Regions from separate parts of the Mus musculus genome. Here regions 1 and 2 are each linked to region 3. A link is a loop called in an ENCODE intact Hi-C map of the cell type or tissue named here. Cell type or tissue: heart. All regions are shown on one strand.

Evidence for each region. Peaks named below come from ENCODE experiments on the same cell type or tissue, not always from the same donor. Only the 100,000 strongest peaks of a DNase experiment are listed, where the experiment ranks them.
Region 1: it touches region 3 in a loop (4-fold over the local background); 1 of 42 quality-filtered maps calls a loop at or near these places.
Region 2: a loop joins it to region 3, with 3 times the contacts of the local background. A loop is called at or near these places in 1 of 42 quality-filtered maps.

What each region holds. Positions count from the first base shown.
Region 1 is chr8:105,964,466-105,968,465 of GRCm38, forward strand. Slc12a4 (solute carrier family 12, member 4) reads right to left here and starts at 1,650. Exons shown (of 24, transcript NM_009195.3): 1 at 1,460-1,650. The coding sequence starts at 1,574. In heart, no CTCF peak of the experiment used is centred here; DNase peaks (open chromatin) are centred at 606, 1,186, 1,686, 2,656 and 2 weaker places; H3K4me3 peaks cover 2,995 bases; H3K27ac peaks cover 3,580 bases.
Region 2 is chr8:105,699,977-105,703,976 of GRCm38, forward strand. Acd (adrenocortical dysplasia) reads right to left here and starts at 1,252. Exons shown (of 11, transcript NM_001012638.2): 1 at 944-1,252; 2 at 727-863; 3 at 471-564; 4 at 306-382; 5 at 28-72. The coding sequence starts at 1,042. It overlaps Pard6a (par-6 family cell polarity regulator alpha), which reads left to right and starts at 1,671. Exons shown (of 3, transcript NM_019695.3): 1 at 1,671-1,827; 2 at 2,198-2,420; 3 at 2,632-3,518. The coding sequence starts at 1,765. The coding sequence ends at 3,386. Enkd1 (enkurin domain containing 1) reads right to left here. Exons shown (of 8, transcript NM_198299.2): 8 at 3,676-4,000. The coding sequence ends at 3,885. In heart, CTCF peaks have their summits at 1,088 and 1,735; DNase peaks (open chromatin) are centred at 1,175, 1,685, 2,315 and 2,975; H3K4me3 peaks cover 2,468 bases; H3K27ac peaks cover 1,810 bases.
Region 3 is chr8:105,898,126-105,902,125 of GRCm38, forward strand. Pskh1 (protein serine kinase H1) reads left to right here and starts at 2,349. Exons shown (of 3, transcript NM_173432.2): 1 at 2,349-2,415. In heart, a CTCF peak has its summit at 2,113; a DNase peak (open chromatin) is centred at 2,276; H3K4me3 peaks cover 1,858 bases; H3K27ac peaks cover 1,849 bases.

The DNA of each region.
Region 1 (4,000 bases), 66 kb after region 3:
GGGGTGGGGTTGGGAGGAGCTGGCCTAGCCTGGAGGGATCTGGCAGGGCACAGCCAACAGCCAGCATAGCTCCAGGTTACTCCTATCAACCTGTGAGGGACCAAGGCGGAGCCAAAGAAAAGGCTCAGTACTGCCCATTGGTCCAGGCTAATCTCCAGGATGCAGTTCAGTACATCATCTAGGGACAGACATCCTTCCAGTCCCAGGGAAGGAGGGATATGGTTCCGACACCTTGGACCAGGCAAGGGGCAGCAGGGGATGTGGGATCTAGGGTTACTTACACACAGCTGTGAAACCTGACAAATCTCCGTGACATCTGCAGTCCATGCCCCTGGCCTGTATGTCCACATGGCAGGCAGGTCATTCAGTCACCGTTCACATGAAGCACAGACTACCCCTCAAGCATGTCACCATCACAGACCTATCAGATAGCCTCCGATACCATCACCAGACACAACACACATTTCCTACACCTTTCTATCACGGTCAGCCTCAGACATCACAGGCATTTGTTATCATAGCACCAGGCTCATCACTGGCAGCCTTCCTGGAAACAGTAGCCATAAGGACGTCCTGACCTGACCCTGTGATACTCAGCGACACACGTGCATTTACACATGCCTGGACAGCTATACAGACAGACACATATAACCAGGACCGTTCCCATTCCAAGTGTGAGGAGCCTCCGTGGGTGGAAGATGGAGAGATGGGGCACTGGAAGGGAGAAAGGGTTTACCTCTATAACCAGCCCTGATACCTAGGTTAAGGCACTACATTCTCATATCCGGGTTTGAATCCCACTGGAACAAGTTACATAACTCTTCCCCACCGCCCTTCACTCCTTCCTAAGTGCGAGTAACAGAACCTGTCCCATGGGGGAGGTTGGGAGGATTAAAGCGAGTTGCTTCATGTACAGTGCCTAGACAAGCCTGGCCCCGTGTGACTGCTCCCTAGGTGTCCATGATACGCACAGATCTACGTAGACCAAGGCCAACACAGGCTCTTCAGCGAGCACACCCTTTGCTCCTACCGGGCCAGTGTGCAAGGAGGCAGGGGTAGGGAAAGGACAAGAGAGGGGCGGTGAGTCATAGAGGAAGAGAGGGTGACACTCAAGAGGATGGGGGCGATTCACAGAAAGTGAGGAAGCTACAATCCAGGCTTCCATTGGACCCAGACCCGTGGCGCGTTCGGCGCCAGCCTAAGCAAGGCAGCCCGTTACCCGGCCTCCCAAGGCGGCCACGTCTGCAGCCCCCGCCCGCGGCCCTCGGGGGAGGAGCTGGGAGTGGGTGGAGGACGACCTAGCCCGGGAGTCCCGGACCAAAAAGACTCATCGGTCTGAGCGCGCAAGGAGCAAGAAAAGTGGAGTCCTGCATGGACGTCTGCGCGCGCGGTCCGAAGGCGCGAGTCCCGTGTAGATGCCCCCCGTCCCGGCCACAGCCCCCGCCGGGCGCACCCTCACCGTCCGAGTCTTCCCGCTCGGCGCGCTCGCCGTAGTCCACCCAACTGAGCCCCTCGAGGTTGTCATAGTCGCCGCGTCGCGGCCCGTCCACCGGCACCACGGTGAAGTGAGGCATCGCGCGCGCTTGGCCCGCGGTCCCGGCCTCCAGCCGGCAGTCCCCGCCGCCCCAGGCTGGCCCGCCCCGCCCGCTCGCATTCCACCCCGCTGCGCTCACTTCCTCCACCCGCCCCCCGGGCCGCCCCTCGGGGGCGGGGAGCAGGAGGGGCTCGGGTCGGCTCCTCCCCGAGGGGGGATGAGAGGACCCCGGGAACGAAGTACTCTAGCTGCTGGAGGGTAGGGTTCCTGTGTGTCTTTGGGTAAGGGGTTGCCCTCTCTGAGCCCCAAATGCGATACTTAATAAAGTGAGGGAAAGTATTTTAACTTTTAGGGGTATTATGATGGTGAGACGGGGCGCAGGGTGCACTGGCTCTGTTCCCTGAATCTAATTAGCTCTCAGTCACTTTTTGTTATTTAGCGGGAAAGCTAGCAGGACCTGGTCAATGTCACAGTGACCACCCCAAACCTCCTCAAGTCTTTCATCACCCTCACATACATACTCTTCCATAGCGGGAAAGCTAGCAGGACCTGGTCAATGTCACAGTGACCACCCCAAACCTCCTCAAGTCTTTCATCACCCTCACATACATACTCTTCCATTACCATCATTTCTCTCTAACGCTTCTCCAGGACTTTGGTAGCCTACGGTCTCTCCCTCAGTTCTGCTCGCTGCAGCCTCTCCCTTAGCAGGTGGTTGAAGATCGTATGCCCTTCCTAGAGGAGTCCGCTCCCTCCTCGCTAGAGGTTACACCGGCCCATCCCTCATCGACACTTTGGGATAGCCCAGTTATCTCATTTGAACTTGCTCCTTCATAACCTCACCTCCTGGAGGTTCCTGCACCCGAGTCCTTTCCTTTCTTGGTGCTAACTTCTTTCACACTCAGATAACTTACCTAGTCGCCTTGACTTGAGAATTTTTATCTTTCTGAGTTGTTCTTTTGGCCTCTTCCCCCACCCCACCCCGCTTCCTTCCTATCAGAAAGCTCCAGGGCTCATCTTTCTGCTCTATCTCCATTCTTTCTCCCTTTCTGGTGTAGCCTTTAGAATTTGGGCTGACTCTAGAATCCGCGCCCTCTGCTGCCACCCGCCAGCCCCAACTGCCTGGGTGGGCCGCTCGGCTAGGACCTCCCTGAAGCAGCTCAACAACTAACCCTTCCCAGTCAGCTCTTCCGGGCTGCAATCGGCCTCCCTCTCTTTCTGGCACCTTTAACTGCTTTCCAGCTGTGCGCGCGTGCTCTCGGCTCTGCATCTCCTATCCTGCACTCTCTGTATAGAAGGCTCACTGGTTACAAGCTTTTGTTGTTCTTGCCCCAGACCCAAGTTCAGTCCCCAGCACCCACATCAGGTAGCTTATGACTGCATATGTCTCTAGCTCCAGGGGATCTGATGCCCTCCAGCTCCCTCAGACTGTACCAGGGTTCACACACACACACACACACACACACACATTTAAATTTACCTTTAAAATTGAAAAATAAACTGAGCAAGAAGAAATATAATACAAGCTATGAGTAATAAATATTCCAAAAAAAGATACAAGGTATAACTAATAGCATTACCCCAGTCAGTCCAAAAATCAAAACCAAAGAAGCAAACAAACAAAAAAACAGGTGGGTGTCTACTGAGGAACAACACTTGAAGATCTTTGGACACACACACACACACACACACACAGAGGCCCCATCTTTTCTTCTCTTTCTTTTCTTTCTTTTTTTTAAGTTATTTTCTTTCTTTCTTTCTTTCTTTCTTTCTTTCTTTCTTTCTTTCTTCCTTCCTTCCTTCCTTCCTTCCCTTCCCTTCTTCTTCTTCTTCTTCTTCTTCTTCTTCTTCTTCTTCTTCTTCTTCTTCTTCTTCTTCTTCTTCTCCTCTCCTTCTCCTTCTCCTTCTCCTTCTCCTTCTCCTTCTCCTTCTTCTTCTTCTTTTTTGCTTTCCCCCCCCCCCCCAGAGAGTCTCACTATGTAGCCCTAGCTGGCTTTGATCTCTATGTAGACCAGGTTGCCCTCACAGGCAGTCCCTAGGTGCTAGAATAAAAGATGTGTGCCGCAATGCCTGGATGTTTTCTTGTTAATTATCGGTTTCCATGTGTGTCTGGGTGTGAGTATGTGTGTGTGCAGGTGCCCTGGAAGATCAAAGGTGTCAACTCCCCTGGAGCTGCAGTTACAGGTAGTTGTGAGTTATCTGATGTGCATCGGGAGCTGAACTCTGGTGCTCTGCAAGCGTTTGCAAGGGCTCCCAAGTGTCCAGCCATTTCTCTGGCACTAGAGAGACAGAGGCAGGCCAGGTCTATATATAGTAAGTTCCAGGGCAGCCAGACAGGGGGAAAAGAGAGATACTGAGGATTGGCAACAGAAACTCTAACATCTGACTCTTTAAAATCTCAGAAAATGAAATTCAAATAAAGGAAAAGTTTGGGCATCGTGGGCTACCCTGCACCCCTGGAACTCA
Region 2 (4,000 bases), 200 kb before region 3:
AGCCTCAGGGCCCAACCCCAAACTTACTCAAGACACTCATTGAGTTTTCTCTGCACATCTGAATCCTGATTGCTGGGAGAAAGAGGAGGGTGGTAGGTGATCAGGGTTATTGATGCCCATCCCTCTCACCTGAAGATCTATGCCAAGTGCGCGTGAAGAGACAAAAGGTGGAAGCTTCATTTAACTGTTTTGTTTTGGGGAGAGGAATATGGAGAGATTTAGACTGAAGCCCTCAGGACTTCAGCCATGCGAAGCCTGTAGTCTGCCACTGAGCTACATCCCCTTCCCTTAAAGGGACCACTTACCAACCAGTCACCTGTATCCGGGGCTGCTCCGTGGGCAGCAGGTTAAAGCGATCCACCTGGAGGTAGAACTCCGCAGGCTGGAGGAGTTGGGGAGTGGTGTCTCAGGAGTGGTGACAAAGAGCTAGGTACAGTAACCAACCCGCCCAAGTGAGCCTTACCACTCACCGCATGGTCCTGAGCCACCTGAACGCGGAGCCCGCAGGCCTGCAGTAGCAGGAGCCGGCCCTCGGTCCCGCGGAATCCGAGCTCCTTCTCCTCCCTGCGGCGAGCACAGCCCTCATTGTCCAGAGCACAGGCACAAACCCCCATACGCCTGGGGAATGAGCTTTCCCCACTTCTCCAGTACCCGCCCACTTCAGGTTCAATGCCCCACTAGCCAGCTGGCCTCCCACCTTCCGCTGACAAGTAGCACTTCTCTTACCAGTCGGAGGTGTCGATGGCGTTGCGCGTCACCACGCATCGGACACTGTGGGTTCCGTCTGACACAAGTAACACGGCCCCGGTGTCAGGTGTGTCAGGGGCGGAAGAAGGGCCGGGAGTCTCCGAGTCCTGGAGTACCTAACACAACAGTAGTGGCTAGTGTCAATTCACTCCCGCCTTCTCTACCCGGGTCTCTGGGATCTGAGCGACCTGCTTACCTTGAGCAGCTGCCCGGTTCGTGGACTTGACAGTGTTTCTGAACCTAGGATCAGCTCTCGAATCCAGGGCTGTAGGGCCAGCAACCCTGAATCGGACATTAGCAGGGCGGCACCCTGGGCGACCCCCAGGAAAGGGTCTTCCCGCGAGCACCGCCGCTCCGCCTCTAGCGGGAGAGGAAGCACGTGACCGCCAGGCGGATCCTAAGTTTGAGACTCCGCCCCCCTCGCGGTTCTGCGCCTGCGCAAGCTCTTCCCGGGTCCTGCTGACTGACCTAGCTGCTGGCTGATGACAGTTTATTCTTACCGGGGCATCTCTCTGAGCCCGTGAGCTGTTCCTCAGTACAACTCTAGAGCCGGAAAGGAAAAGGCAAGGACTAGATTGGATGAGAGCGATCCAGGTTAGGAGGCTGCAGCAGAGAATGGGGCCTGAAGCCACTTTGGCTCTGTGTAAGACCTCCAGAATTTTCCTAAAATGTTGCCGTAGTTTCCTTTACAAAATGAAAATGACAGCACGGACAACTTAATAAATGTTTGTTCCCTCATTCTGCCTTCGGATTGGTCGAGTCCTTTTTGGGACGCTCGAACCATAGCGTAATGACGTAAGAACAGAGAAAGCCCTCTCTGCCTCCGTCTCCGTTTCCTAGGAAACGTAGACTCCACGTTTCTCGGTGTCGCGTCCCCCTTGACGTCATGGTTTGGGTGGGAGGGCGGGGCGAGTGCTACCGCCAGGGGCGGGGCGGCTCGGGCCAGCGGGCCGGGCTGTGCACCTGCGCCTCGGCGGGCTGCTGTGGGGCACTGTCCCCCGCCCGCCAGGCCCTGCAATGGCCAGGCCGCAGAGGACTCCGGCGCGCAGTCCCGATAGCATCGTCGAGGTGAAGAGCAAAGTAAGGGCTTCTCTGGTCTCGGCTCTAGCCACTGCGCTAGGGCTCCTAATTCCCTTTCTCTCCCTTATTAGTTCCTTGGCTCTCCATCACCTCTTTCTGTCCTCCATCCTCCGTCCTATTCTGCTTTTCTGTCTGCCTCCCCTCATCGCATCCTCCCTCCCACTACGGACTTCCAGAGTCCCTCTGTGGCCTGGGTATGTGGAGAGCAAGGGAAAGACCTTGGACAGTGTCCCTTGTACTGGAGCTGAGGTTTAAGCCTAAGGCTGCAGCTGTTCCAGCAACCTTTCCCTCTCCTGACAGCCTCAGTGCTGTGGTGAGAAAGGGGCTTGGGATGTCCTGACACTCCGTTCCCTTTCCCTCCCGCCTCCAGTTTGACGCCGAGTTCCGACGCTTTGCACTACCCCGCACTTCGGTGAGAGGCTTTCAGGAGTTCTCGCGATTGCTGTGTGTGGTACACCAGATCCCTGGCCTGGACGTCCTGCTTGGCTATACGGATGCTCACGGTGACTTGCTGCCCCTCACCAACGATGACAGTTTGCACCGGGCCCTGGCCAGCGGGCCCCCACCTCTGCGCCTCTTGGTTCAGAAACGGGGTGAGGATGGGGTACAGTGGGCAGCTTTCTTGGGTTAGGGTGATAGGACAGGTATATCAGGGTAGATCATACCCAGGGCCCCCAGGCTTTATGTTCTGTAGCCTCTGCCCTTGGTCTGACCTCCAAGTAGCAGGAAAACAGTTGACATTGTCCCTATCACAGGCCCAATTGGGAGAAGTCTCTAATCTTAGTCCCCCCCCCTCTCCTGCAGCAGAAGGTGACTCGAGTGGCCTGGCTTTTGCCTCCAACTCTCTACAAAGGCGCAAGAAAGGGCTCCTGCTACGACCAGTGGCACCTCTGCGCACCAGGCCACCCTTGTTAATCAGCTTGCCCCAAGATTTCCGCCAGGTGTCTTCAGTTATAGATGTGGACCTACTACCTGAGACCCACCGACGAGTGAGGCTGCACAAACATGGTTCAGACCGTCCCCTGGGCTTCTACATTCGAGATGGCATGAGTGTTCGCGTGGCTCCCCAGGGCCTGGAGCGGGTTCCAGGTATCTTCATCTCCCGCCTGGTACGTGGGGGCCTGGCTGAGAGTACAGGGCTGCTGGCGGTCAGTGATGAGATCCTTGAGGTCAACGGCATTGAGGTGGCCGGGAAGACCTTGGACCAAGTGACGGACATGATGGTCGCCAACAGCCACAACCTCATCGTCACTGTCAAGCCTGCCAACCAGCGTAATAATGTGGTACGGGGGGCATCTGGGCGTCTGACAGGGCCTTCCTCTGTAGGGCCTGGGCCTACTGATCCTGACAGTGACGATGACAGCAGTGACCTGGTCATTGAGAATCGCCACCCTCCCTGTTCTAATGGGCTGTCTCAGGGGCCCCTGTGCTGGGACCTGCAACCTGGCTGCCTACTTCCTGGTGCTGGCAGCTCTCTGCCCTCCTTGGATAGCAGAGAGCAAGCCAATTCTGGCTGGGGGAATGGCATGCGAGGTGATGTTAGCGGATTCAGCCTCTGACAGGCAAAGATGCAGCCCTTGTCACTTTAGGCTGCGGGAACATGGCCTGGACTTTCCAGCTGGGTAGAGAAGATTAGCTTGCTCACAGAGCCCTCTCAGTCTGGTGAACATTAAAGGTTTTCTACAAATGTAGATGTGGTCCTTCTGTGTCCCAGCCCCGATCTCTTCTGATCCTGTACGTCTGCCTTCTTCCCTGGACATAGGCAGGAGGGCATCCTATGGTGGGTGATGCAGCAGGAGGCCCACTGGGCTTAGCATTTCTAAGACAGCTCCTATGGAACACAGCCACTGTGTACAAAAGGTTTAATTTTGACAGAGAAGTTGGGAGGCTGGTGGCCCTTCTGCAGCCCCTGGTGACTAAGAAGTGCTTTCGATTCTGCCCACCCCAACGCTCCTGTCTTTGAGCTATGACAGGGCTTGAGTCTGCCCTTGGCAGCCACGTGGTGATCCGCACACATATCTCCCTGTTACTCTTGGTGGGTACCAAGCGGGGAAGGACTAGGTATCCATCTTCACAAAGACTTTGGGTCGGGAAAAGATCTTGATAGCCTCTTCTATTTGCACCAACTTCCGGTCCAGTTCAGCACGATGACCCTGGGCTCTCAGCGAGTCTG
Region 3 (4,000 bases):
GCCTGCTTCTGTAAGCAGGGATGGCTGCTCTGGCCAGCCATTGGTGGGGTGGGGATTACAACCCTCCTACAGTGACCTACATTTACCCTGATGTTTGCTCCCTAAGTCCCTACTCTGCCATGGGCTGGGATCGGAGGTTGAGTGGGGGAAGACTTTGCTCTGTGGCCAGGGGCTTAAAGGCTTTATGGGTTTTATCTCAGAGCTAGCGCAGACGGTTGGGATGATAGCCAAGATGCCGGTGCCTAGGCATAGCTACCTAGGTCTAAGCACGGTCACAGTGTTCTACAGCTGTAGATCTATATAGACAAGGTGGAGTTGACCATTCAGATAGATGTCCTGGGACCAGTTGCCATCACACCAGAACACGTTCCTGCTAAGCCTGTGTTTTTCCCTAGATCCCAAACCAATACCTGAATATACAGCGTATACGAGTAAATACTCGTTCCTTTATTTGCCAAATACCTTGACAAATAAAAGACTATAGATTTCTGAGTGTTATCAACTCTGGACTTCTATATTATTTTTTTATTGTGAGACTAAAATCATGATTACAATATGTTCATAGTAAATATAAGGATAGGAAATTCGTATGGAAAGGCTTGAGGGTGACATCTTCCCCGAGAATTCATATAACTGTGGAAATGTCAGAGCTGGATTTGATCCCAGATTTGGCCCCAAAATCAATGCTCCTTTTTTGTTGTTATTAAAATTATTTATTGGGCTGGTGAGATGGCACAGCAGTTAAGAGCATTGACTGCTCTTCCAGAGTTCATGAGTTCAAATCCCAACAACCACATGGTGGCTCACAACCATCCGTAATGACATCTGACGCCTCCTCCTGGTGTGTCTGAAGACAGCTACAGTGTACTTACATAAAAAAAATAAACCTTTAAAAATTATTTATTTATTCACTTTATCACCCCTTCCTTTCCTCTCAGTAATCAGTCACACAGGTCCTTCCCCCATCCACTTTCCCTGTCTCTTTTGAGAAGGGGAAGCCCTACTCTGGGTATCACCCCTCCTCATGCTGTTTTTTTTAGGCAAGGTCTCCCTGTGCAGCAGCCCTGGGTATCCTGTTGCTATAGACAGACCATGCAGGCCTTGAACTCAGAGGTCCCCCCTCTGCTTCCCAAATCACACCAGGCTGGGTTAAAGTTCATGTTTTTAGTAATCCCATAACCCTTTGAGAAACAAATTTCATTGCTGCCATTTTGAAAGATGGTCTTAATCTGTATCCCAAGAAAACTTATAACTTCTATAACCTGGCCTTTTTTTTTTTTTAAACCTCTCACTGCAATATCCCCTTAAATTCCTGAGTGCCAGGATTATAGGCATGTGGGAACACACTGATGAATTTTTTTATTGAGATAGGACCTTAATAAATACACCAGGCTAGCCTCAAACTAAAGTCTTTCTTGTTGCTGCTTCCAAAGTACTAGGATTACAGGCTAACGATGTTTTGTCTTTTTTAAAAAAGTAAAAGTTGTTTCAAAACCTAGTGTGTTAGTACAAAAAAAAAAATCTTTATTTTTTTAATTAATTAATTTTTTGTTTTTTTTTCAAGACAGGGTTTCTCTGTATAGCCTTGGCTGTCCTGGAAGTCACTTTGTAGATCAGGCTGGCCTCGAACTCAGAAATCTGCCTGCCTCTGCCTCCCGAGTGCTAGGATTAAAGACGTGTGCCCCCACGTCCAGCTTCTTTGTTTATTTTTGAGACAGGTTTCTCTGTAATAGCCCTGACTGTCCTGGAACTAGCTTTGTAGACCACACTGGCTTGGAACTCAGAGATCCTCCTGCCTGAGTGCTGAGATTAAAGGAATGTGCCCACCATGTCAAGCTTGGTAACAATCTTTTTTATTCGTTATTTTATTTTATAAATCTCGTGATTCATTTGTGTTTGCATCAATACATTAACAATCTTTTTTACTTTTTATTTTATGTTATAAATCTCGTGATTCATTTGTTTTTGCATCAATACATTAAAAAAAATTAGCCCTGGCGTGATGACACACTCCCTTGCCCTTCAAGAACTCCTTCATCTATAGAAGAATCTTGCCATTTTTTTTCCATTTCTCTCGGTCATTACCTTTCCCAGAACTTTTCCCTCCACAAATGGCTCCCCAGCGGTGTCTAGCGGCAAACAGACCCACCCCTGGAAAAGAGCTCTGCTCCGCCCCGAAGACGTTGATTGGCAGGCACTCCGAACCCCCCCCCCCCCCTACACACACTTGCGTTCGCGTCTGGAGGCTCCGCCTCCCTTCCGTCCCTTGGCCGCCCAAGTTTGTTTTGGCGTCAGGCGCGCGCAGTAATGACGCCACCACGCTGACGCGGGAGGATGGCGGCGGCGCCCGTGGCCTGGGCTGGGAGACGGTGGGCTGAGCCGCCGAGACTCCGGAGAGCCCGCCGCCCGCGCGAGGTGAGGCCTTCCGGCTCGGGGCTTCGGCCTGACCGGCGTGAGGGGCCTGCGAGTTCAGCCGCGGGCGCAGCCAGGGCCTGGCGCGACTCCGAGCCCTCGGTCCCCGTGCACTGGGGCCTGTGGGCTGGGGAGCAGGCCGGGCTGTGGCTACCCGCGGTCCCCAGGCATGGCCTCGAAACCTCCTGCCGCGTTAGGCCCGATGGACTTGGTCATCTGCCTGTCTGTGGCCCAGCCGTCCCGCGTCCAGCGCGGGTCAGGTTGATCTAACCTTGTTGTGTGCGGCGCCTACTCCACACCCTTCCCTTGCGACTGAACGCCAGGGTCCTGCGGGGGCCATCGATCGCTTCCATGTACTGGCTGGAAAAAGGGCCAGAGTCCAGCTGGGTCGCTTGCAAGGCAAACCTGTCATACTTATAAGGAGAGCCCCGCTCAGTCCTCTGAAGCTGCTGCGTGTATAATTCGCACCAGAAAAATCACTCGTTAAAATTGCCTCCTTAGTCACTGTAGGGAAAAACTAAACCTTGTAGCCTGCAGCATTCAAAGCTTATCATAATCGGATGTGGCCTACCTAGCCCTGCAGAGAACGCCTGGGCACGTCTGTACTGCGATTATGTAGTGTTTTGTTGAGGCATGTGAGCCTCCTATTAACTCTGTGGTTTCATACCCTCGAGGTTCAGATAGCTGCTTTCTCGGTTTGTGAAACTTCCGTTCATTTCCACCCTCACTCACCAGTAGAGGAAATTAACCTGTGTCTTTTTGAATCTATCACCAATGTCTTTTCCTTGGAAAACTGTCTCCTGCGTTCACACAGTAGTAGTGTTTAGTTAAAGCTATCGGGACACTGACTTGAATAGATACAGATTAAGCCTTGGGGGAACATCTGTCATGGCCAGCATTTTGAGATAGTCACAGCAAACAGTGACATCTTGAAGTATTTTTTTTCAAGATACAAATTCAAGAGTTTTACTCTTCTCTAGATGTGGTAGACTACACTTCCGATCAATAAGGGCTAGTTTAGGCTACATAGTACATTTAGGACGAACCTGGGCTATATGAGACCCCGTCTCAAAAACAAAATACTCCAAAGCCCTGGTTTGGTGGTGCATGCCTGTGATCACCGCACTCCTGAGAGAGAAGCAGGAGGATGCCCAAAAGTTAAAGGACAGTCTGATATAGTGAGGCTGTCTTGGGGGTGGGGTGGGGGGAGTCTTCACTTTATTTTTCTGCTGATTTCGTTGATGGAAATTGAACTCAGGGCCTGAACCCTTTTCACTTAGCTACATGGTCAGCTTACAATGTATGGTAGCTTAAATGCTGTAACCCCAGCATTTGCGAAGCAGAAGGAGCAGGATTACCATGGTACTTGAGATGATCCCAGACTGCATATCGAGTACCAAGTCAGCCAGGACTACAGAGTGAGACCCTGTCTCATGAAGCAAAACAAAAAATAAGAAAGAAACAAGATATGAGGTAGAAATCTGTGCTTTTAAAGTTTTTTTTAAGTCTCCTTCCTCCCCCTGTACAGTGATTGATCCTGGGCATTTTGCATTCTAACAACTGAGCTGTGTCCCCTTTTCAGAAAATT